Linked DNA regions of Homo sapiens: regions 1 and 2 are each linked to region 3. A link is an interaction called in ENCODE POLR2A ChIA-PET data of the cell type or tissue named here. Cell type or tissue: CD4-positive, alpha-beta T cell. All regions are shown on one strand. Region 1 holds the start of LINC01259 (long intergenic non-protein coding RNA 1259). Region 2 has its middle 6.0 kb from the start of LINC01258. Region 3 overlaps KLF3-AS1 (KLF3 antisense RNA 1).

Region 1 (8,000 bases), 150 kb after region 3:
AAAGAAGCAAGATCCTCACAACTCAGGTGATGTTTCTAGAAGGCTTTCCTACAACCTTTGCTCCATAGGGGCTGCTCTGGCTGTCTTCTCTATTCTGGGCTCTCACATCAACTTACTATTTCCTGGGGCTACTCTTCTTCTCAGCCCTGTGAATTGCTCTGTCATCTTCATCCTTCTTTTTTTTTTTTTTTTTTTTTTTTTTTGAGACAGAGTTTCACTCTTGTTACCCAGGCTGGAGTGCAATGGTGCAATCTCAGCTCACTGTGACCTCCGCCTCCCAGGTTCAAGTGATTCCCCTGCCTCAGCCTCCCAAGTAGCTGGGATTACAGGCATAGGCCACCACGCCCGGCTAATTTTGTATTTTTAGTAGAGACGGGGTTTCTCCATGTTGGTCAGGCTGGTCTTGAACTCCCGACCTCAGGTGATCCACCCACCTCTGCCTCCCAAAGTGCTGGGATTACAGGCATGAGCCACCAAGCCTTGCCATCTTCATCCTTCTTTATGCCATGTGCTGTACATGGTGCTACACAGTTGTGTGTTCTAACCCTTCCAGGGTGTTCTCAGATAAGTTCCCAAAGTCTTACTGGATGGGTTGGATTGGAGGTGGGGCGGGGGCTGAAAGAGGGTCATGACAGGTTAGAATGTCTGAAAGATGTAAAAGACAGTCCTTTTTTTTTTTTTGCCGATATAGGTTTCAGGTTTCTTGGCTTTTTCTAGAGGACTAAATGAAATCACAGTAAAACAACCTGTAGCATGTAGGGGAGCCATGCATTTCTCAGGAAGTCTGTCTCTGAAAAGACAGTCTGGAGAGGTCAGATAAGATTTAGAAGAACATGTTTTTTACCTTCATAGAAACAGAGGATACAAGGGAGAAAATATCTGGAAAAATCTCAGATATCTGCATAAACAGATGCAGGGTTTATGATCTAGAGAACGACAACGGTGTTTTCCAGGAACTTAGCAGAAAGAAGATGCTGTGCGTGGAGGATGTTATGGGTTGAACCGTGTCTCCCCAAAATTCAAATGCTGAAGCCCTAGCTCCCAGTACCTTGGAATTTGGAGATGGAACCTTTAAAGAAGTAATTGAGTAGCCGGGCACGGTGGTTCATGCCTGTAATCCCAGCACTTCGGGAGGCTGAGGTGAGCAGATCACACGATCAGGAGATCGAGACCATCCCGGCCAACGTGGTGAAATCTCATCTCTACTAAAAATACAAAAATTAGCTGGGTGTGGTGGCACGTGCCTGTAATCCCAGCTATTTGGGAGGCTGAGGCAGGAGAATCACTTGAACCCAGGAGGTGGAGGTTGCAGTGAGCTGAGATCGCGCTACTGCACTCCAGCCTGGCGACAGAACTAGACTCCATCTAAAAAGAAAAGAAAAGAAGTAATTAAATGAAAATGAGATCATTAGGGTAGTGTCCTTATAAGAAGAGGAAATTTGGGCACAGACACAGACATGTCTTCCTTCCACACAGAAGGAAGACCATGTGAGGACACAGGGAGAAGACAGCTATCTGCAAGCCAAAGAGAGGGGTGTCAGAAGAAATCAGCCCTCTTGACATCTTAATCTTGGACTTCCAGCCTCCAGAATTGTGAGAAGAATAAATTTCTATGGTTTGAGCCACCCAGTCTGTGGTACTTAGTTACGAGGCAACCTTAGCAAACGAACACACAGGACAAGAGAATATGGTTGGCTCAGCTTCTGACAGCATTTGGTGTATTTTCTTTGCCCTTGCATTTTCATTTGTCTGTCATGAGCTCCAAATGAGCTGCATACTTCATAGATTGATCTATTTAATTTTTAGGATTCTGTCAATGTTAAAAAATGGAGAAAGTGGATTTCCTTCCACAAAGTGGATCCCTGTGATTTGTGTAATCCATGTGTAGCTCCACTGTGGCAGCCTTGAAGCCCACAGGGCTCAGCCTCCCATTTTCTCCTCCAGCCAAAGGAACCTTCTAGACTTTCCTGAGGCTTGTAAGAGGCAGATGGCACAGGGTGGCTCCATCATGTACCAGACAGTGAGCAACTTAACCAATAACCCTTTAAGATTTCCGTTCCCTTTGAGTCTCCTTACCTTGGTCTTCCTTTCAACCTTTTCCTCCACAGTCAAGGAGAATCTAGGAGCCTTCCCGGTTGCTGGTGAAGCCTAAATTTTTCTTCTTGCTATTTTGCTATAAACACTCCCCTAGGCCTGATTTTCAAAATTGTATTTACCCAGCTTATGACTCTCTACAAGTTCCTCAAGTCTGACACAGAGGGTCTTTGACCCCTCTGTTGATGTGTGGTCAGGAGCTTGCCACATGGATCCCAGCATCTCCCCACACCACCATATGCCTGTGTGAGGGCTGGCTGGCGTTCGACCACAGAGAGGCTTTGTGACTTTGAGGCCTGGTATAATTCCTAAGACCAAAACATTGCAAACATTCCACTGATTTGTTGCTTCTTCACCCCTGGGCCTGGCCCACTCTGTAGCATTTCTGCTGCTTAGTCTACTCACAACACAAGGCTGCCTAAGTAGTCCTCACCTTGGTAGTACTCACCCCTTCCCTAAGTGTCTACAGCTTCGGGCAGTGCTGGCTGCACTGTAAGCCCCACAGAAGGACTCCAGGCTCCAGGTCAACCTGCAGCAGCAGATGAGGCTGGAGCCAGGGAGTGAAATTCACTCAGGCCTCTCTGCAGTGGTCCTGTTTCCCCTTCCAGGAAATAATCCAGTTTCTCAAGAGCTTAAGTGTCTCCATCAAAACTAGCTCAAACACCATCTTCCTGTGGTTTTATGAGGGAGTTTCTTGGAGAAACTGCTCCTAACCTTATATCCTTGAGCACTTCTCATCCAGTTCCAGATGACCTTCAGAAGGTGGTCCCACAAAAGCCAGGGCCATCTCACAGCTCGCCTCTGCCAGGGTGGTAGATTTGAGGACCTCCATGGTGGTGCCAGGTTGGCCTCCTCCCTCTCTGGCAGTCATGATGAAGGCATTCACCTGTCTTGTGTCTGAGCTGAAAGTGGCTCCTCTGCCTTAAACATCCTGGGTGGGACTCAGAACCATAGCCCGATATGGTTGACTTCTCACAGGAAGCCTCTAGTTTCACCCCACAACAACCACAAAATAGGAGTCTACCTTTTCATATCTCCAAAACAAAGTCCACCTCGTAGAGTGCATCGAGTAATGTAGACATTTAACGAGGAGAAGGAGAAAAGGGCTTACATCGCACTCTCTATTCAACACTTTGGTTTTCCACACTTCCTACCAGTTAAATTTCTTCTTCAGCCATCACCTGCTTGGTCTTCCTTCCTCCAGCGTTCCTTCTCCTCTCTGAACCCTTTCTTAGAATGTGTGTGGTCTGCAGATGTTTAATGTAGTTAGTATTTCACGCATGTTAATAAGGTCAAATTGGTTGGTAGTGCTGTTCAAATCTTCTATAGCCTTTCTGATTTTTCATTGTCTACCAGTTTTATCTAGAAGTGTTAAATCTCCAACTATGACTGTGATTAATCAATTTCTGCCTTTACGGATGATTGGGACTCATCAATGTTTTCTCCATGTATTTTGATGCTTTGTGATTAGGTTGCATACATGTTCAAGATGTTAGACCTTCTTGGTTAATGAATTATTTGATTATTATGAAATGTCTCTCTTCATCTCTGGTATTACTCTTTGCCTTGGAGTCTACCTTGATATGAATATAGCAAGCCAGCTTTCTTATAACTATCTTTTGCATGTGCTCTTTTACTTTATATGTCACAAGTCTGAGTCTTTATACTTAAAATATTTATCTTGTAAACAGTATACAGGTGGGCTCTGCTGTGTTATCCAGATTGACTATTTCTGCCTTTTACTTGAATTGTTTAATCTATTTACATTTAACCTAATTATTGATAGTTTGGGTTTCAGTCTGTCATCCTAATATTTGTCTCCTTTGTTCTTTGTTGTCTTTATTTCCTGCCTTCTTTTGAGTGAACCAACTATTTTTTAACTGATCGTTTCCTTTCCTTTATTATATTTTTGTTTTACTCATATCTTTGTGCTATTTTTTGGTGGTTGCTCTAGGATTTAGACATCCATCTTTAAGTTGTTATGGTCTACATTCAAATATTCTGTTACTTCTCAAACAATGCACGGATTTTACCATCATGTACTTCCATTTAGCACCTCTCCTATGAGGGGCACCACCTTCTGTCATGCTGATCGTGTGTGTGTGTGTGTGTGTGTGTGTGTGTGTGTGTGTTTTGGGGTGAGGTCAATCTCATGTGTAGTTGTTCTAGGTCTGGGTTCGTTTGTAACTTCAGTTAGATATAAGTCACCACTGGCCTCCGATATCATTAAGACAATATGAGGACTTCCCCTTCAGCAGATCTCTAAGTGCCAATGAGACTCCAGGGATCCCTTTATGCTCTGTAGTTAACTGGTCAGCTTTCTAAACTGCAAGTGATCTCTTTCTGCTTTATAACCTGACTGCCAGCTTTTGGGGCTGCTGGGGAATTCTCTTTGCTGGTCAGTCTTACCCCTGGATGTTCATGCCTTCAAACACCTCTCTCTCTCAGACCTTTCATCTTGTCCCAGCCCCTGAGGGTTGCTGTGGTGCACTTGGGAGAGTATAGCAGTGCCCTGAAAAGATTTCTTTGGTCCCGTCTCAGCCTGCTGCAGACAGGATGGTGAAGGCTTAAAGATTGGTGAAGGCTCAGAGGGCTTTGGAGAGTTCTATCTCAGTTCACCTGCCCTGCTTCTCCACAGGAACAATCTCTCTCAGCTCTCCTGCTCTGTCCCCAGACATCGACGTGCTAACCCCATGCACTTGATGTGGAAGGAGCTGGCAGGTAGGTGCAGCTCTGCTGTAAGGCTGAGATCCTGGGGTTGCTGCTGTCTTGATAGTCCATATGCAGCTGTTCAAGTTTTGTTGACAATTCAGCTAACTTCTTCTCATTCCTACCTATGGCACATTCTTCCTCCTCCCACCAATCCCACGATGGTCTGAATGCCCATAACCCCTCAGAATTCATATATTGAATCCTAACTCCCAAGGCAACGTATTAAGAGGTAGGTTTTTGGGAGGTGATTAAGTAATGAATGCAGAGCTCTACTAATGGCATTAGCACCCTTATAAAAGAGACTGGAAGGAGCATGTTAGCCTCTTCTTGCCTTTCCATCATGTAAGGAACAGATGGTGCCCTCACCAGACACCATATCTGCTGGTGTCTTGATCTTGGACTTTCCAGCCTTCAGAACTGTAAACAAAAAAATTCTGTTGTTCACAAATCACCCAGTCTAAGATATTTTGTCACGGCAGCCCAAACAGACTAAGACAGATCTCCTGGGATGTAAGCAAATTATGAAAAACTTAGTGCTTTCTGGAATTTAGTTCAGTTAGGTTTCTTTGCATTCTCAGCTCTAGAGTGGGTCTAGTAAATGATCGTCTTGTAGTTTTCCTGGCTTTTTCTCATTGTTAGTATAAGAGTAACCATGTCTTGCCACTTACTACATTCTAACAGGAATTGAAACTCCCTAAAGTAATGTTTTATCTTTTATATGTGACCAAGTTTTCCTTTCTGATAATTTCTAACATCTTTTTTTCTACCCACAGAACTCTGAAATTTCACAATGATATGTATGTTGGTAGGGGTTTTTTGTTGTTGTTGTTATTTATTGTGTTAGGCACTGAGTAGCCTCTTTAAATATATCAGTTCTGCAAAATATTCTTGCAGTATTGCCTTAATAATTTTCTTCCCTCCCTTTTTGCTGTTCTTTTTTTGCTAGAACTCATATTACTTGGGTGTTGAACCTCCTTTCTTGATCCTCTGGGTCTCTTAGCTTTTCTCTCTTCCGTCTATATCTTTTTATTCTACTTTCTTGGAAGATTTTTTCAACGTTATTTTCCAATCACTTACATTTTAAATGTTCATATATATGTATATAATTTCTAAGAGTTCTTTTTGGCTGTTCTCCATTTTTTTTCCTTCCTTTAAAAACATAAACCTTTTTTTGCTTAATGGAAACAAATTCTCTTTGAGAATATAACTTGGAATCATTCTCAAGTTTTCTTTTGTCCCTTCTACCTACATTGTCTATTTCTTCTGAGTTCCTTTTCCATTTCTTTGTTTCCTCGGTTTTTGGGCTCTATCTTTCATGTTTGCTTCTCAAATGTCTGATGATCCTTGGTTGTCCTTTTAGAGTTAAAAGTGAGGCACTAAAAAGCTAAACAAGCTCTGTGTATCTATCTGCACAGGATTTATTGATTTGTGGGATGGACCAAAAGGTGGCTAGATGGGACCCTGAGTGCCAGTATTTCTACATTTATTTTTTTAAATGGTAAGTTCTATAAAGTGGGGGAAGGCAGTTGTGGGTCTCATTGTTCAGAATGCACTTGGTACCCTTTTGACTTCAACAAGATGCTCCTGCTTCCCTTCTGTCCTCCACAGAACCCTCTGGTTTGGCTACTCTGGAGAATAAGCCTAGTGGGGGAGCTTCCTGACTCTTTAGGGTGAAGGTAGGCATCTGAGGATCTGACTACTGTTCATTACAATTTGAACCAATCCTAATATTCAGTCCTACCCTCACTACATAATTGCCAAGGGGGGCTTCCAGTTTCAGAGCCTTTCCAGGGTGCTGCCATCTGAGTTGGCTTGCTTTTTTGACACTTTCTCCTTGCCCTAAGATCCCACTTTCTTTAACTTTTCACTTTCATTTTCTTCGTCATTTTTTATTGGATGTCTAGAAAAATAAATTTATCAGTGGATGATAGAAAGAAGGGAGAAAAGGGGGCTTTGAAAGATTTACAAGGGAATTGACATTTTGACTGGTCTTGAAGAAACCCTTGGATTTTGATTATTGAAAGATTGGCTGGAATATTAGAATGTAGAGGGAAATTCTAGGTCAAAGAAACAGCATGAGCAGATAGGAATCAAAGTGATTTAGGTTAAATGGTTTCTTCACTCTAAGTCAGTTATCAATTTCACCATCACTTTCCATATGCAAAAATTTGTGCATCTCTGGCTCACTGGTGTCTCTTCTCCTATACTTTGGTCTTTTTCAAATTTTGATCCTTTTTAATACCTTTCAGTTTAGTGGGCCTTGGAGGTGGAGCAGTAGTAAGCGCATTTGTTTAACCCAGAGTTTCTCAACTGTGGTACTGTTGACATTTTGGGATGATGGTTCTTTGTTGGGGGGTCAAGGGGTGCTGTTCTGTGCATTGTAGGATGTTTAGCAGCATCTGGAACTCCACTCACTAGCTGCCAGTAGCTCCCACCCCCAGTTGTAATAGCCAGACAGGTCCCTAGACATTGCTGAATGTCCTTTGGAGGGGGACATCATCCAATATTATTGGATTAAAAACAGATTCATCAGTAAATGATGGGGAGAGAGGGGAAAAAAGGGGCTCTGACAGATTTATTAAGGAAATGACATTTTGACTTGGTCCTGAAGAATCAGTTGGATTTTGACTAGTGGAAGATTGGCTGTAGTGTTTGAAGGAAATTCTTGCTGAAAGAAATCACATAAGCAAATGAAAGCAAAGGGATTTGGGTTAAATGGTTTTCTATAATCCCAGTGTAGGTGCGTGTGATGGGGGCAAAGGCTACAAAGGTAAAAGGTGGGTTACGAAGGCCTTGGATGGAAACATATGGAACCTGGGTATTATACTGCAGTGATACGGTCACATTTTTTACTTTGAGCAATAACTCTAACTTTAGGAAGTAGAACCTAGGCCAGGTGTGGTGGCTCAGGCCTGTAATCCAAGCACTCTGGGAGGCTGAGGTAGGCAGATAACTTGAGGCCAGGAGTTCGAGACCAGCCTGGCCAACATGGTGAAATGCCATCTCTACTAAAAATACAAAAAATTAGCTGGGCGTGGTGGTGCACACTTGTAGTCCCAGCTACTCAGGAGGCCGAGGCAGGAGAATTGCTTGAACCTGGAGCTGGAGGTTGCAGTGAGCAGAGGTTGTGCCACTGCCCTTTAGCCTGGGTAACAGGTGGCAGAGTGACACTCTGTCGAAAAAAAAAAAAAAAA
Region 2 (8,000 bases), 130 kb after region 3:
CTGTGTCTTTGCTTCCAAAGGACAATACAAAAGGATAAAGTTGGCTTGGGGAAAGGAGACCTAAAACATGACTCAGGGAGGATGAGGAAGCACAGAAAAAGGGCTGAGAGCGGCCCCAGTGGAGGACTTAGAAACAGAAGGCCCGGATTCTCGACAGAGTTCCTGCTCCAGAGGGTATATAATGGGAGAAAAAGAGGGGAAGAGAGACAGATGGAGCCTCTTTGAGGATTTTAAGGAATATTTCAGTCAAAACACTACGCAGTTGGAGTTTCATTTGCAGGAAGTTAAACAAATAAATCAAAAGAAGAAAACCACACAAGCAATTTTTTTATGGGAGTGTATATATATATCTGTACATAATATTGTATTTGCTATAATAGCAAAAGCAAAAAGCATTTTGAATGAGGACAGAGGAATAATAAATAAACCAAAATATCAATACAATTGAAATTTTACGTATCCATTGTAAGAAACACAATGACTCTCTAGAACTGTGTTGGCCAAGTGGCATTGAAATTTGTGTTTGAATGAATTACAATGAAATAAAATAAAAGATTCAGTTCCTCAGTTACGCTAGCCTTATTTCAAGTGCTCAAAAGCAGCATGTGACTACTGTCATAGGTAACGAGCATTTTCATTATCGGAGAAAGTTCTATTGGATGGCCCTGCTCTAGAAAGCTGGGGAAGTGTTTACATGTGGCTGCTGTTCACATGAAGCAAAAAGTAGCATGAAAGGCAGCACATGTACCAACATACAAATTACATACATGCATACATAAAGATTAGTCGAGGCCAGGAAGCATTCAAATTATTTCCACCAGGGAGATCAATGCATCAGGTGGATTTACAAGTTACCTTTTAGCGTAGTCTAGGGTTCAATGACTAATACATAACGTTTTTGAAAACTTTCTTCAGGAAGCCAGTTGTAACTGAGGCTGCTGGGATGGACATCGAGAAGTGGTAGAGGAGGCATCAGGGGATGGAGTAAGGTTCTTGTGCTGGCTTTGTTGTGCTGGCTTTGTGACTAAAATAGCTCTGTGACCTCGTGAAAGTCACACTAACTCTCCTGGCCCCTTTTGTCAGATGATCTCTAAGGTCTCTTTCAATGTAAAGAAATGGGTATGTTTCTCTGTGTTCTTACTCACAGGGAGGGGAACATCACACACCGGGTCCCGTCGGGGGGTGGGGAGCAAGGGGAGGGAGAGCATTAGGACAAATATATAATACATGAGGGACTTAAAACCTAGATGATGGGTTGATGGGTGCAGCAAACCACCATGGCACATGTATACCTATGTAACAAACCTGCACGTTCTGCACATGTGTCCCAGAACTTAAAGTAAAACAATAACAAAAAAAGGTGTGTAGCTCCTCTCACACTCTCTCATGCTCCTTTTCCCACCGTGTGGAGATGCCTCACTCCCTGTTTTCCTTCTGCCATGATTGGAAGCTTCCTGATGCTTTCCCAGAAACAGAAGCCAGAAGCCGCTATGCTTCCTGTATAGTCTACAGAACTGTGAGGCAATTAAACCTCTTTCAGTTATAAATTAAAAAAAAAAAAAAGAGATGGATGTGTTTGTTTTCAAGTGGAGTAGGTTGTTCACAGGAGTTGGCGAGACAGGGGCGGGTTATCAGGTAGCAAGGGTCTGCAGTCTGGTCACAACCATGAATCCCAGGGACAAAGGAACAGAGGTAGAGGGATTCCAAGGACAGAGAAGCTGGTCAGTGACAAGATGGGAAATTTGTATTCCAGACACTTGGGGGCTGTAAGAAAAAGTGCATCTGTTTTTATTAGATGCTAGAAATGGCTTTGAACGGTATCTAAGTGAAACTGCAAACACAGCTGAGAAAATCCCAGCTCTGTCTGGTTCCTCAGAAACTCCACCCCCTCTTTCTCCGGAGGGCTCTCTAGTTACAAATGGCTCACTGAACACCCTCCCACTGGCTTGTTTCTAATACTCTGGAGTAAGACAATTCTTCCATTTGTTCAACTATTTCTCAGATGTCAGATCATAAAATTATACTTCTTGAAAATCACTTATTCTTGAACATTTCCTCTCTGAATTGATTTTACAGTTACAGCATTTTATGTAAATCATTTTACATTTCTTTCTTTCCTTCTTTTTTTAGAGACAGGTCTCTCTCTGTCAACCAGGCTACAGCTGGAGTGTAGTGGCACAATCATACTCACTGCAGCCTCTAACTCCTGGGCTCAAGTGATCCTCCTGCCTCAGCCTCCCAAGTAGCTGGGACTGCAGGCATGCACCACCATGCCCAGCTGCTTTTTAAAATTTTTTGTAGAGAAGGGCCTCTCTATGTTGCCCAGGCTGGACTCAAACTCCTGGCCTCAAGTGAGCCTCCTGCCTTAGCCTCTCCAAGTGCTGAGATTACAGGTGTGAGCCACTGGACCAGGCCTATTTCTTTTAAAAGTTTGAAGATAGATAGTATTTTAAGCCTTTGCCTTCCTTATATATTTTTCTATTAAACGTTGCATGGAGAAATGCTTCTGCTGAATAATCAAAATAATCATCCACCTTTATGATTTTTGATGCATAATAACATAATCTTCACATCTTAGATATGTATCATATATACTATGGTACACTTTCCTATTTATACTTTTCTTATACATTTAAAAAAACTACTGAATATGTACCTGTAAAACCCTTTAGTAATGCAAAGTGTATGTGTGAATTGGTGTACATGGATGTATGTGATCTATACATTCATTAAATAATGAACCACTTACTATACACCATGCCCTGTGGAAACTCAATGCTAAAAACTCATAATCCTTGTCTGCTAGGGATACTATATCAAATGGACATTGCCTTGATCATTTCTGAAAAGTCCCAAATTAGAAAAATATTGGATGTCAAAAGCATATCTTAAAGCCAGAGGCACAGAACTCAAAGGACTTTTCTCTTATAAAAATTTTATATCTTTAATACAAGTTGTCTTCCCAAAATGACTGAATGTATACTATACCTCAGATATAACTAGATTTAGTATAAGTTAATTCAGTTTACCAATACATTTATGGTTTACTTTGTGAGAAACTAGAATCCAAAAGTGAGTAAGACCTATCTCCTGCTCGCAAGCAACACATAGTCTGGTAGGTGAGGCAAACCGGTAAACACATGACTGCCAGCAGGCACAGTGGGCGCAGAGTCACTCAGGAAGGCTTCATGGAGAGTGCTGGTCACCTATGCACCAAGTACGTGGTGTTGCTAAGCGACAAACCAGGAAGCCCGGAGCACATTTCCCACTGACTGAGCTCTCGCAGTAGAAGAGGAAGGTTCTGCCTGTCCTGCTCTTCTGATCTGCTGATCAGGTGTGGAGTAGCACCAGCTTCAAGGTGGTAGGTCCATGGCCCAGAGCACAGGCTGAATGACTTGTCAAACCAGGACTTCCTGCCAACGCAATTCTGCAGGCTAACTTCCTGTTTTTGTTTTTGCTGTTTTTCTTTTTTCATCAGGAACCAGGCAGGGGAGCTTGGTTTTCTTCCACTGACACCACCATCGATTTCTTCCCTTCTTTGGCCCATTGTGCAGCTGAGAGAGGCCCAAGAAACTCATTAAGAGCTTCCCACTGCCTTCAGGATACCATGTAACCTCCCTTCAGGGCTGGGTCTCATCCACCTCTTCATCTTGCCCTCAGCCAGGCCCCATAATGTTCTCTGTGCTGCAGCCATGCCACACTCCTTGTGGTTCCTCAGACATGCCACACTCTTCAGCCTTTTCTCCAATCTCTTTTACATGCTCTTCCTTTGCCCGAAAATAATTTCCCTCCTACTCTTGGCCTGCTGAAGCCTCGTCAAGCTTCAGGCCTCAGCGTGCATGTCATTTCCTCAGGAAGGTCTTTGCTGGCCGCTACGATGAGGTAGCTCCTAGATGACCCAGCACTTCCCTTATCTGAGTCCTCATTAAACCTCATGGTGACCTTTCTTCTCCAAGCTGCAGGGGAGGGCACAGACCACATCTGACTGGCTCATCCTTGTATTTCCAGGGCCGGCCTATAATTTGGTGGATTCAGGTCCAGCTTCCTGGGTGGGGGACCTGTGGAGTTACACAGGGACTCATGCTTAGACAGGTGGCTTTAATGCTTGGCTTAATGCTGCTGTCATCTAGAAAGTTCTTTTTTCGTTTTCTTTTTTTTTTTTTTTTTGAGACAGGGTCTAGCTCTGTCGCCCAGTCTGGAGTGCAGTGGCACCATCTCGGCTCACTGCAACATCTGCCTCCCGGGTTCAAATGATTCTCTTGCCTCAGTCTCTCGAGTAGCTGGGATTACAGGTGCCCACCACCAGGCCTGGCTAATTTTTTGTATTTTTAGTAGAGACGGGGTTTCACTATGTTGGCCAGGCTGGTCTTAAACTCCTGACCTCAAGTGATCTGCCCACCTTGGCCTCCCAAAGTGCTCAGATTACTCGAGTGAGCCACTGTGCCTGGCTGCTATCTAGAAAAGTCTTAATTTTTGAACAAGAGGCCCCATATTTTCATTGTGCACTGAGCCTCACATATTATGAAACTGATACTACATGGATGAATAAATAAATCAATGGATATGTATTAATCCTTACAATATATTGAGCCAAGGAAATTAAAGCTTCTGAAGGTCTCATTTTGAACAAGATAGAATAATTTAGCAAAAGTTGCAATGTATTATGCAGATGCCTTTATGATCTATTTTGCTATTTTTCACATACTATTTGTTCATATGAGAAAAGAGAAGCTTTACCTGAAAGATATGTATTGTCTGTTCTGTGAGATGTATATCCATTAAAAATTATATTTTATTCAACTACAACCATTATGAATTTAAAAAAGAGAAAAAAGAAGTCCAGAATGACTTGCTTTGTCTTATTCATTATAACTGGAAAGAAAGGTACAACTTCTTAAGAAAGAAAAAGAAGCAGGAAAAATTTTGCAAATAATGTTACCTAGATGTCTATCTCTGTAGGATTGAATGAATATCAGCAGAAATATCTGTTTGGGTAGTAAATGCAATATTAGAAAAGAATGAATCTCAAAGGAGAAAGATGCAAGATATGGCTATTTCATTCATAAACCCAAGGATGTCATTCAAGAGAGGCCATTTCTGGGCTTTGAACTTTTAAGGCTTGCAGAGAACTTCCTGGTAAGCATTGTGAAGGCAGCCAAGGAGTGTCTTAGTTAGTTCAAGCTGCTGTAACAAAGTGCTATAGACTTTAAAATGGTAGAAATTTGCTTCTCACAGTTCTGGAGGCTGGGAATTCCAAGACCAAGGCACTAGCAGATTTGGTGATTGGTGAGGGCCCATCTCCTCACAGATGGTGCCTTCTCACTGTGTCCTCATGTGGTAGAAGGGGATATGGAACTTCCTCAGGCCTCTTTTCTAAGGGCATTAGCTCTATTCATGACAGTTCCACCCTCATGACTTAATCACCCCCCAAAGACCTCACCTTCTAATACCATCACTGTGGGGTGGGGGGTGCGGTGGGTGGGGTTAGGATTTCAACATGTGAATTTTGGAGAGACACAAACATTCAGATCACAGCAGGGGTCATCTAATAATTTTTTAAGGGTTTCTCTGAGCCACCACTACCATCTCTAGCAGGAAGCAATGGCTGTTTTTACCTTCTTTGATGGATTGTGAAGAAGGCAGCTCATTGCACAGGGGAGGGTGGGAAGGTAAATTCCAACACAACTGGGCCCGGAGCCTCTATACCATTTGAGAAGCTGATTTATTTCTCATTCGTATGGTCAAGAGGACCAGCTCCTCCAACTATGATGATCTATCTATGCTGATTACTTGCTGTGTGATTCCGCTCTTCAGCTCTCAGCTTTCTCATCCATAAAACAGGGTAGATAAAGGCTTTATATAACACCTCCCACCTGTCTTTCGAGTACCCAAGTCTCCACCAAAGGACAGGTCTTTCCTTGTTCCTGGGCATGTGGAAACCCACATCCTGATCTCATCCTCTGGATTTATCCTCACCAAGTCCCCATTTGCCAATTCCTGAAGCCATTATTATTATTATTATTATTATTTTTGAGACACAGTCTCGTTCTGTCACCCACGCTGCAGTGCAGTGGCATGATCTTGGCTCACTGCAAGCTCCGCCTCCCGGGCTCACGCCATTCTCCTGCCTCAGCCTCCCAAGTAGCTGGGACTACAGGTGCCCACCACCATGCCTGGCTAATTTTTTTGTATTTTTTTTAGAAGAGATGCGGTTTCACCGTGTTAGCCAGGATGGTCTCGATCTCCTGACCTCGTGATCTGCCCACCTCGGCCTCCCAAAGTGCTGGGATTACAGGTGTGAGCCACTGTGCCCGGCCTCCTGAACCCATTCTTTCTTGTACATGCTGTTATCTTTGTCTGTGTGTCCTACTGAACACTCTCCCTTCACTTTCCACACTTCCTTGATTTCCCTACCTAATCCCTCTCATCCTTCAAGAGGTTAAATTCCACCCTACCCAGAGCTCTCTGGAGCGGCACCCTCCACCCCACGTTCTGCAAGATCAAGCATGGAGACACCTGTGTGCTCCCACATCACGTGCTTGCTTCTGCCCTGGCTCTCATTACACTGTATTGTCATTGTCTATTTCCTTGTTTGTTTCCCTCAGGAGTCCCAGGGTTCTTTGCGGGCCTGGACTCTGCCTCTTCAACATCTAACACAGTCACTGGGACATAATAGGTGTCCAATTCATGTTTGTAGAATGAATGAAGCAAGGAAGGAGTGAATGAAGGCCTCGTTTTCACCAGTTGTCTTTTAGAAAGCCTCCTGGAGGAATAGGGAAGGTCAAGTGGTAGAAGCTGCCTGACTGGTGGGAGAAAGGCTGTCTCTGCCCTCAGCTGGCCATTCTGCATGGCCTAAGCCCAGCTGGCCCAGTTCACAGTGCCCTGTGGGCAGTAGCACCAGAAGGCATCAGGGAGCTCCTTGTATTTTATTGACCTCCTGTGCATTTGCTGGGATGTCCTCACCATGTCTTGGTGGGATTGGCAGTAGGAAGTAGGGGAGGGGAGTAATTCTCCTCACTTGATGTACCTTCTGCCAGGCTGACAGGATTCTTCCTGCAGATAGAATATGATAGAGACATGATCACCAGGCTTGGCCAGGACAGTGACGTACATGGTGAAGTCACGTATCCAGTGAATGTTCATTGAGTGCCTGCTTTGAGCTGGACATTCAGCTGGTGCTAACTGGTTATAGAGTAGCCAGCACAATACCTGGCCTCAAGGAGCTAATAGTCTGTTCAGAGAGCCGGACCGTGAACGGAATATTATAGTGAAATTATAATTAGGTAACCCTTTTTCCCCCCTCAAGGTCTAAACAGCTAAAGAAGCCCAAATCCCTGCTTTTATGAAAATAGAAACATCAAGCTGAGATCAGGAATTTTAAAATTAACCAAGTCCTTTTATTTACATGATCCTTAGACCTCATGAGTCAAGTATAATTGTCTTCCTTTCAGATAAGAAAACTGAGGCTTAGAGACATTAAGCAATTTGCTTAAAGTCACCTAATTTTCAGGGGTGTCTTGGGACCAGTACCATTCAGATTATTCTCCTAAACCTACTCCTGTATTTTCCATTTTCCAGAAGGCTTGGTGCTTAGGAAGCCAATTCTGAGGCTTTTTAAGGTCCTGAGTTGCCTTTGAAATGATCAAAGAGACAGTTAGACTCAATATGGTTAAGTTATAAATGCGTTTTCTGAGTTTTGATTCTTTGCAAATTAGCCATCCATGGAGGGCACGTGACATAACGGGAGCAGGTCTTGGCACAAAGGCAGGAACTGCAGCAGGGAGGTGGGTGGGCAGGGAGCGAGGGAGATGAGATGCGGGGCTCCTCTGAGCATGGGGAGTGACCTGAGGCTCTGCTCGGGCTGCAGAGGCCAGGCTGGGGAAGGAGGCCCGGTGGCCTGAGGCATAGTGGTCAAAGGACAGTGCATACTCAGGCAAAGTTAAGACCAGCATCGGCACCAATTGGCATTAGTGAGTGTAATTCAGCCATTGGGAACCAGC
Region 3 (8,000 bases):
AGCTACTTGGGAGGCTGAGGCAGAAGAATCGATTGAACCTGGGAGGCGGAGGTTGCAGTGAGCTGAGACTGCACTGTTGCACTTCTGCCTGGGCAACAAGGGCAAAACTCTGTCTCAAAAAAAAAACAACCGAGCCTGGCACTTCCCTCCTGGCTCTCTTGTTTCTCTCTTGCCCTGTGATCTCTGCACACACTGGCTCCCCTTCACCTTCTGCCATGCAAGGAAGGAGCCTTCCAACCAGCAGAACAGTGAGCCAAATAAATGTGTTTTCTTTATAAGTTACCCAGCCTCAGGTGTTTCCTTTACAGCAACACGAAATGGACTAATATGCCCATTCATTGTTTAGTCATTGTCCTATTTTCTTTTCTTTTTTTGTATATCGTTAACTAAAAACCCCCTTTCTTTTTTTGTTTATTTGCTACCTTTTTTTCTTATTAGGATGTGAGCTCTGTGAGAGCAGGGACATTGTTTTATTCACTTTTTCTCAAGCTTCTAGAACAGTGTCTGACAAATAGAAGTAGAAGGTGTTCCATAAGTATTTGTTAATTAATGTATGACAGCTAAGCTACCCCAGGACAATAACACCATGTTGAAATGGATTCAGGGGCTAGTGGACACAAGCCACTGCAAACCTCCACTTTCTCTTTTGTGACTTACATCACAGTATATCCCATCTCAGGCAGTCTCTTCCTGCTACACAAATACATTTTCTTGAGATTTCTTATTTCTTTTCCAATCTACTTTAGAGCTTTTCTATTTCTTCCCAGGGCATTTCTCCTCCTCGTGTGATGACAGACAAAGCTACCAAGGCAGAAAAGTGTCATGTGCTTGTGAATTTACGAGCAGCACAGATACATTTACCTTAAAGGAAAACAAAGCTATATGATTTGAAGTAAAATTAGAAATGCTAGTCTAAGAATTATCCATCTCTAAAACATTACAAAAGGTGTGGAGATTCTCTGCATCATCTCTGCAAGTTTCCACCTTTATTATCTATCCATCCATCTAATTTAGAATTGCCAGGAAATACCGAGGTTGAGTTAGGTGACCATGAGTTCTGGTGAAGATCAGACTGGATGTATGATCCACTCCCACCTCCAGAAGCTCTCAGCATTTCTAGTGCAGGTGGACAGTTGTCTTGGATTGTGTTTGGCAGGACAGTGCAATCCAAGGACAGTGGCACAGTGGAAATGTTGGTTCTTGGGACCTAACTCAGAGAGGTAAAACAGAATAAGGCTGTAGAGAAATAGCCAAGGGATTGGTGAACTGGACATTCCAAATAGGTTGAAGAATGGGTGTCTTGGGAATAATGGAGTGAGTGACCTGGAAGGTTAGGAGGTGAGTTGTCAGAGAATGGGGACCTACCTGTAAGTTTAGTATTTAGAGGTGAAGCAGTCCTAGGGGATGGTGCGGTCCAGGGAGTGCCTGCGGAAGTGGGAGAACTAGAAGGGAGTGGAGAAGATCCCTGAAGATGAAGAGATGAGTGAAAAGAGTGACTGGGGTGTTAAACATGGTTCCTTGTGGATCCTGAAATTACTCAGAGCTATGGGCAGAGTAAGACTTAGGCCCTCAAGTCATGTCTTAATTCCATTAAAAAAAAAAAAAAATGTCTGAGAAACATGGAAGATAGCCACCAGGAGAGAATGGTTAGAAGATATCCTTTTTCTATAGTTAAATCTGCTTTCCTTGAATCATGATTATTCAAATTAAAAATAATCACTTGGGCTGGGTGTGGTGGCTCACACCTGTAATCCCAGCACTTTGAGAGGCTGAGGCAGACAGATCATCTGAGGTCAGGAGTTTGAGACCAACCTGGCCAACATGGTGAAACCCTGTCTCTACTAAAAATATAAGCATTAGCCGGGCGCTGTGGCATGCGCCTGTAATCCCAGCTACTCTGGAGGCTGAGGCAGAAGAATTGCTTGAACCCGGGAGGCGGAGCTTGCAGTGAGCCGAGATTGCATCACTGCACTCCAGCAGGGGCGACAGAGCAAGACTCCATCTCAAAAGAAAAAAAAAAAAAATCACGTGTATTTCATTGTTTATTGGTTATTTTGCAAGTAAAATATGTCAGTAGTTTTATTTTCTACTTTTTATTGAAAACATATTATTTCTTCTTTATTAAGAGTTTCAGTCAACTTTTGGAGACCTGTCAGAGACCTTAAAACATTATTTATACTATGACTTCAAAGCGAAATTATTTATAATTTCCAAATCAATGTCCTACACATACAAAGAGACTGCAACTTCTTGCTGAGTTGGAGACTACCTAGATTTTTCCTGTGCTGGTAGTCAGAGTAAGTAAAGAATGGGAGACCCACAAAGTAAGAAAAACTACCTCCCTTGTTTTGGAATGAGGCTGTTTTTCAACTATTTTGGAGTAAGGTGGACTCTTTATGTTTCCATCCCTCTCCTCTATGTTAAGGAATAATTATTGGCATTTAAATCTTGAATTTAATCTACTTCAGTTAGTATTGCTTGAACTTTTACCATAGGTCTCGGGTGGGGGTGATAGTGCAAGAAATATGTATGACATAATCCCTGCATTCAAGGAATTAGAGAGAATATATGTATTATTCTGCTTAATTATTACACAATGCAGAAATAATAATATAATGAATACAATTTATTTTATTTTATTTTATTTTATTTTATTTTATTTTATTTTATTTTTGAGACAGAATCTCATTCTGTTACCCAGGCTGGAGTGCAGTGGCACAATCTCAACTCAGTGCAACAACCTCTGCCTCCTGGGTTCCAGCGATTCTCCTGCCTCAGCCTCCCAAGTAGCTGGGATTATAGGTGTGTGCCACCCTTGGCTAATTTCTGTATTTTTAGTAGAGACGGGGTTTCACCATGTTGGTCAGGCTGGTCTTGAACTCCTGATCTCAAGTGATGCTCCTGTCTTGGCCTCCCAAAGTGCTGGGATTACAGGTGTGAGCCACTGTGCCCGGCCAAGAATATAATGAATAAAATTTAGAAAAGGACAATGATATGAGAATTAAATGGATAAAAAGGTAAATTTATTTGTCCAAAATATGAGCAGTAATGTGTGGTTTGGTTTTTGTCTTCAAGGAGCTTACAGTCTTGCAAAAGAAATGACATCTGGTCAGGAAATCCTCAAAATCTTCATGGAGGAGGTGATATCTGTGTTAGAACTTCATGGCTGCAGAAGGGGCTAGAAATCACATTTTAGGATCTGGAAAGGGCATGGAGGCAAAGGGTCCAACAGGAACCTGGGTCACTTAGGAGTGGAGTGAGATAAGGTAGGAGAGGTCAGTCAAGGCCATGTTGTGGAGAAAATTGGAATTTGACATCGGGAAACCACAGAAGGTTTTTAAGCAGGTGAGTGGCATGATAGCATATAAAAATGACATGAAGTTTAATGTCAGTATAAAGCTCCAACAGTGCAGAGCAGAAGGCAGCAAGCAAAGGGTGCATACATCTATTCATGTATATATACATATGTCATCTCTCTCTCTCTCACCCTGTACACACATGCACATGTACATGTGCACGTGTGAGCATTTTTCTACCTTAGTGACTAAGCCAGCAAAGAGGCAGGGTGTACACTGTGCTCTAGGGAAGTGGTCTTGCCACCTTTTCTTTTCTGCTCATTCCAAGTGCATTGCATGCCCACACTTCCAAAACCCTGAAGTTTGAAGCATTTCCCTCCGTGTAAAAGCTCAGTTGCACAGGCTCCCCTGGTACTTGGCTGGGAAGAGGACTTCAGCCTTTTATTCCTTGGTCTCCCAACCTGGCAAGCCATTCTGCCTTCACAAATGCTTTGGAAGTTTTGCTGATCTGTCCTAGAAAAAATTAAACACATGGTTCTCCCACATGAACAGTGGAGAGTTCTTCATCACCCTGGCAATTAAAAAAGATTTGCTAATACACAAAAACATGAAAATGATAATAATGCTCATATCCAAGTGATAGGAGTAGGGGGGATATTTTTTCTTTGCCTTTCAATATTCTGAGTTTTTTTCTTTAATGAGCATGTATTCCTTTTGTAATAAGAAACAAGTGTGTTTTAAAAAATAGCTAAAATGCCAGGCATGGTGGCTCACGCCTGTAATCCCAGCATTTTGGGAGGCTGAGGTGGTGGATCACTTGAGGTCAGGAGTTCGAGGCCAGCCTAGCTAACATGGTGAAACCCTGTCTCTACTAAAAATACAAAAATTAGCTGGGCGTGGTGGCACGTGTCTATAATCCCAGCTACTCCGGAGGCTGAGGGAGAAGAATCGCTTGAACCTGCGAGGCGACTTTGCAGTGAGCCGAGATTGTGCCACTGCACTCCAGCCTGGGCGACAGAGTGACTGTCTCAAAAAAAAAAAAAAAAAAAACCGCTAAGAAAGAAAGAAACGGGCAAGTTGTGTATGATTAAGTGTCAGATCTGAAGCACAGTTTTGCAAGTTGGCCCTTTGAAAGCACCTCAGAGCCAGAGGTGCAGTCCTTTGATTGGGATTTTGAAGGGGGCTGAGTCTAGCGGGGCAGGAGGTGGTGAAGAGGGAGGCTCTAGGAATCAAGGGCAGTGAGAGAAGGCAAACGTCTTTTATTGACTGTGGGTTTTTTTTTTTTTTTTTTTTTTTTTTTTGAGATGAAGTCTAGCTCTGTCGCCCAGGCTGGAGTGCAGTGGCATGATCTCAGCTCACTGCAACCTCCTCCTCCCAGCTTCAAGTGATTCTCCTGCCTCAGCCTCCCGAATAGCTGGGATTATGGGCATGTCCCACCACACCCGGCTAGTTTTTGTGTTTTTAGTAGAGACAGGGTTTCACTATGTTAACCAGGCTGGTCTCCAACTCCTGACCTTGTGATCCGCCTGCCTCGGCCTCCCAAAGTGCTGGGATTGCAGGCACTGCACCCGGCCGACTCTTTGGCTTTTTAAAGACTGCTTGGATAGTTGGACCTGTGCTGGTTCTTGGAACTGGAATTTCCTCTTCAAAATGACACGTAACAGTATTTACTTGACAAACCTTTCCAAAGAAGAAAAGCTAAAAACAAACACAAAAAACAAAACAAAACAAAAAAAACCCACCAAAACCAAAAATAGAAAAGCCAGCAAACTAGAATGAGTAGAGCCGAAGTTCCTATTTCTGAAGAGATAGGAATATATTAAAACTCCTGGATCAAGGTCCATTCATCCTCTCTGGGGGTCTTTTGCCAGGATCTGTTGATTCGACGGGAAACAGAGGTGTCAGCAGTTGTGGATGTGAGTATGTGAGAGATGACCTGCAGCCCCCAAACACCATTAACGTGTCTGGTGCGTTGTCTCAGCAGGAGGGGCTTCTAGCTGCTCCGCTGTTTCTTTCTGAGCTGCATCTGCTTGTCTGTTATTGTTCGTAGGTTTTCTGGGTAACTATAAGCAACGGCCTTGTTAGTTCCTCTTGAGATTGCCCACTACTCCCCACCCTTATTTCTCACCTCCCAGCATCCTGTTTGTCTCCCTGACTCTGTTCCCCGCCCTGTCCCCACCCTTACAGAGCTACCAGCCCTTTTAGCCATGTTTTCTTCCCTTAGCTCATTAATTTTAACCTTTTATTAAGTGTTCTCACATCAAACAAGGCACGTCATCTATCCAATTGTTTATTCATTAATTTGTGCTTTCTTCTATCGTGAATATCTTTAAAATATGTCCAGATGTATATTGCAGTGTGTCTTCCCTTCCTCCCCTTGTCTTGAAGATACTGTTATATACCTAATGTAAATGACGAGTTAATGGATGCAGCACACCAACATGGCACATGTATACATATGTAACAAACCTGCATGTTGTGCACATGTACCCTAGAAACTTAAAGTATAATAAAAAATAAATAAATAAAAATTAAAAAAAAATAATAAAAAAGAATGGAAGAGGATAAAAGAAAGTATGGACAGCTTTGAATTATGTAAAAGGCTTTTTTTTTTTGGTGTGCTTTGCCCTTAAAGTTACTTGCTTGTGATAGGAACAAGAAATCTACAATATATATTGTGTTCATGCTCACATCAATATGTTTAGTTTATTAGATTTTCCAGAATATTTTAGCCCGTCAATAATTGTTGGTTTTTTTTTGTTTGTTTTTTGAGACAGAGTCTTGCTCTGTCACCCAGGCTGAGTGTAGTGGTGCGATGTCGGCTCACTGCAACCTCCGCCTCCTGGGTTCAACAGATTCTCCTGCTTCAGCCTCCCTAGTAGCTGGGGCTATAGGCGCGTGCCATCATGCCTGGCTAATTTTTTGTATTTTTAGTAGGGATGGGTTTTCACCGTGTTAGCTAGGATGGTCTCAATCTCCTGACCTCATGATCTGCCTGCCTCGGCCTCCCAAAGTGCTGGGATTACAGGCGTGAGCCACTGTGCACAGCCCAGCCAGTCAATAATTTTATGTGACGTGTCTGGACTTAAATTTAAATTTTTCTCATTGCTGTTGCAAATGGGTCTATTAACTATGAAACGTTATAGAGTCTAGCACTTAAGTTTTGCAGGTTTATGAGGAATATTTAAACATTTAAAAAAATCATCATAAAAGAAGTCATCAGTGCTCTAGCACAACTAAATATATAATTCTGCCTAGTGGTCATGGTATCTTCTCAATAGAGAAAATTCACTTTCTAAAAAAGAGAAACATTTAGTTTTTTAAAAAGGAGGGAAACACTTTCAAAATTTGAGTACAACTTTTGCTACACAGTAATGTATCTAATCAGTTTCCTTTTCTGCACTAAAGATAAGGGAAATGGATTCAAAAGAAGCAGGAATGGATGATGGTATTCTAAACTCATCTTGTTTCTTTTGCTATTTCATCAATATCTGAAAAATAAGATTTCCCCTGAGATTCACACGAATGTGTCTCCTTTTCCATGTTTGTTTATTTTCTTATGTGGCAAATTGTTTCAAATGCAATTGATTTTCTTTCATTTGGTACTATGAAGATGAGGGCGTCTTAAAGGAGTTCCCAAGATTTAGGAGGAAACAGGAGAAGTCTTGAGGAGCATTTGTCACCACCTCCCAGGAGAGACACTCTTGGTAGGATATCAGCTTACTTTCTCGAACCACATATCTCAAGGTGTTCCCAGTTATGATGCATTTGAAAGTACCTGTCTGGAGTCCAGTCCTCAGGACTTTTCAATTTTCATTAGGTGGTAGTTATCAAATGAGTAGTGTAGTTTGGATAATGACAAAATTAGTCACATTTATTAATGTATTTCCCTTAACTTTCTTCTGCACCTGCAGAAGTACCCTTAGATCCAAACAAACAAACAAACAACAACGCCCCCCCCTCCAAAAAAAAAAAAAAACCCCAGTTAATCTAGACCATTTGGTACAGATGACTGACAAAGATGCATTGTATAATTCAGACACAGCAATTGCTGTGTCTGAGATCTCGGCTCACTGCAACCTCCACCTCCAGGTTCAGGCAATTCTCCTGCCTCAGCCTCCCGAGTAGATGGGATTACAGGTGTCCACCACCACACCTGGCTAATTTTTGTATTTTTAGTAGAGACGGGGTTTCACATGTTGGCCAGTCTGGTCTCGAACCCCTCATCTCGTGATCCACCTGCCTCGGCCTCCTAAAGTGTTGGGATTACAGGTGTGAACCACTGCACCCTGCCAACACTGTTGATTATGTTATTATTTCAATTCCAGATAACAGTCTTAATTTCTGTCTCTCTCTCTCTTTTTTTCTCTTTCTCTCTTTCTTTCATATGGAGTCTTGCTCTGTCTCCCAGGCTGGAGTACAGTGGTGTGATCTAGGCTCACTACAACTTCTGCCTCCCGAGTTCAAGCTATTCTCCTGCCTAAGCCTCCCAAGTAGCTGGGATTATAAGTGCACGCCACCATGCCCAGCTGATTTTTATATTTTTAGTAGAGATGGGGATTTCACCATGTTAGCCAGGCTGGTCTCAAACTCCTGACCTCAAGTGATCTGCCCACCTCGGCCTCCCAAAGTGCTGGGGTTACAGGCGTGACCCACCGCACCTGGCCCAGATAATGGTCTTTCTATTCCATCATCTTTAGAAAT

What was found. ChIA-PET counts read pairs that join two places held together with the same protein. Peaks named below come from ENCODE experiments on the same cell type or tissue, not always from the same donor. Only the 100,000 strongest peaks of a DNase experiment are listed, where the experiment ranks them.
Region 1: POLR2A ChIA-PET joins it to region 3 with 11 read pairs; 10 of 35 experiments call an interaction of 5 or more read pairs at or near these places.
Region 2: POLR2A ChIA-PET joins it to region 3 with 12 read pairs; 10 of 35 experiments call an interaction of 5 or more read pairs at or near these places.

The regions. Positions count from the first base shown.
Region 1 is chr4:38,504,756-38,512,755 of GRCh38, reverse strand. The region is part of intron 1 of LINC01258 (long intergenic non-protein coding RNA 1258); the gene reads left to right. It overlaps LINC01259 (long intergenic non-protein coding RNA 1259), which reads right to left and starts at 2,989. Exons shown (of 3, transcript NR_149076.1): 1 at 2,809-2,989. In CD4-positive, alpha-beta T cell, no CTCF peak of the experiment used is centred here; a DNase peak (open chromatin) is centred at 3,045; H3K4me3 peaks cover 3,420 bases; H3K27ac peaks cover 3,254 bases.
Region 2 is chr4:38,525,203-38,533,202 of GRCh38, reverse strand. No RefSeq gene overlaps it. Among named protein-coding and RNA genes, the nearest start is that of LINC01258, 6.0 kb to the right of the region's middle. RefSeq lists an enhancer at 3,566-3,795. In CD4-positive, alpha-beta T cell, no CTCF peak of the experiment used is centred here; DNase peaks (open chromatin) are centred at 3,312 and 3,872; H3K27ac peaks cover 1,240 bases.
Region 3 is chr4:38,651,835-38,659,834 of GRCh38, reverse strand. All of the region lies in intron 1 of KLF3-AS1 (KLF3 antisense RNA 1), which reads left to right. Among named protein-coding and RNA genes, the nearest start is that of KLF3, 8.4 kb to the left of the region's middle. In CD4-positive, alpha-beta T cell, no CTCF peak of the experiment used is centred here; DNase peaks (open chromatin) are centred at 4,464 and 5,394; H3K4me3 peaks cover 1,288 bases; H3K27ac peaks cover 1,478 bases.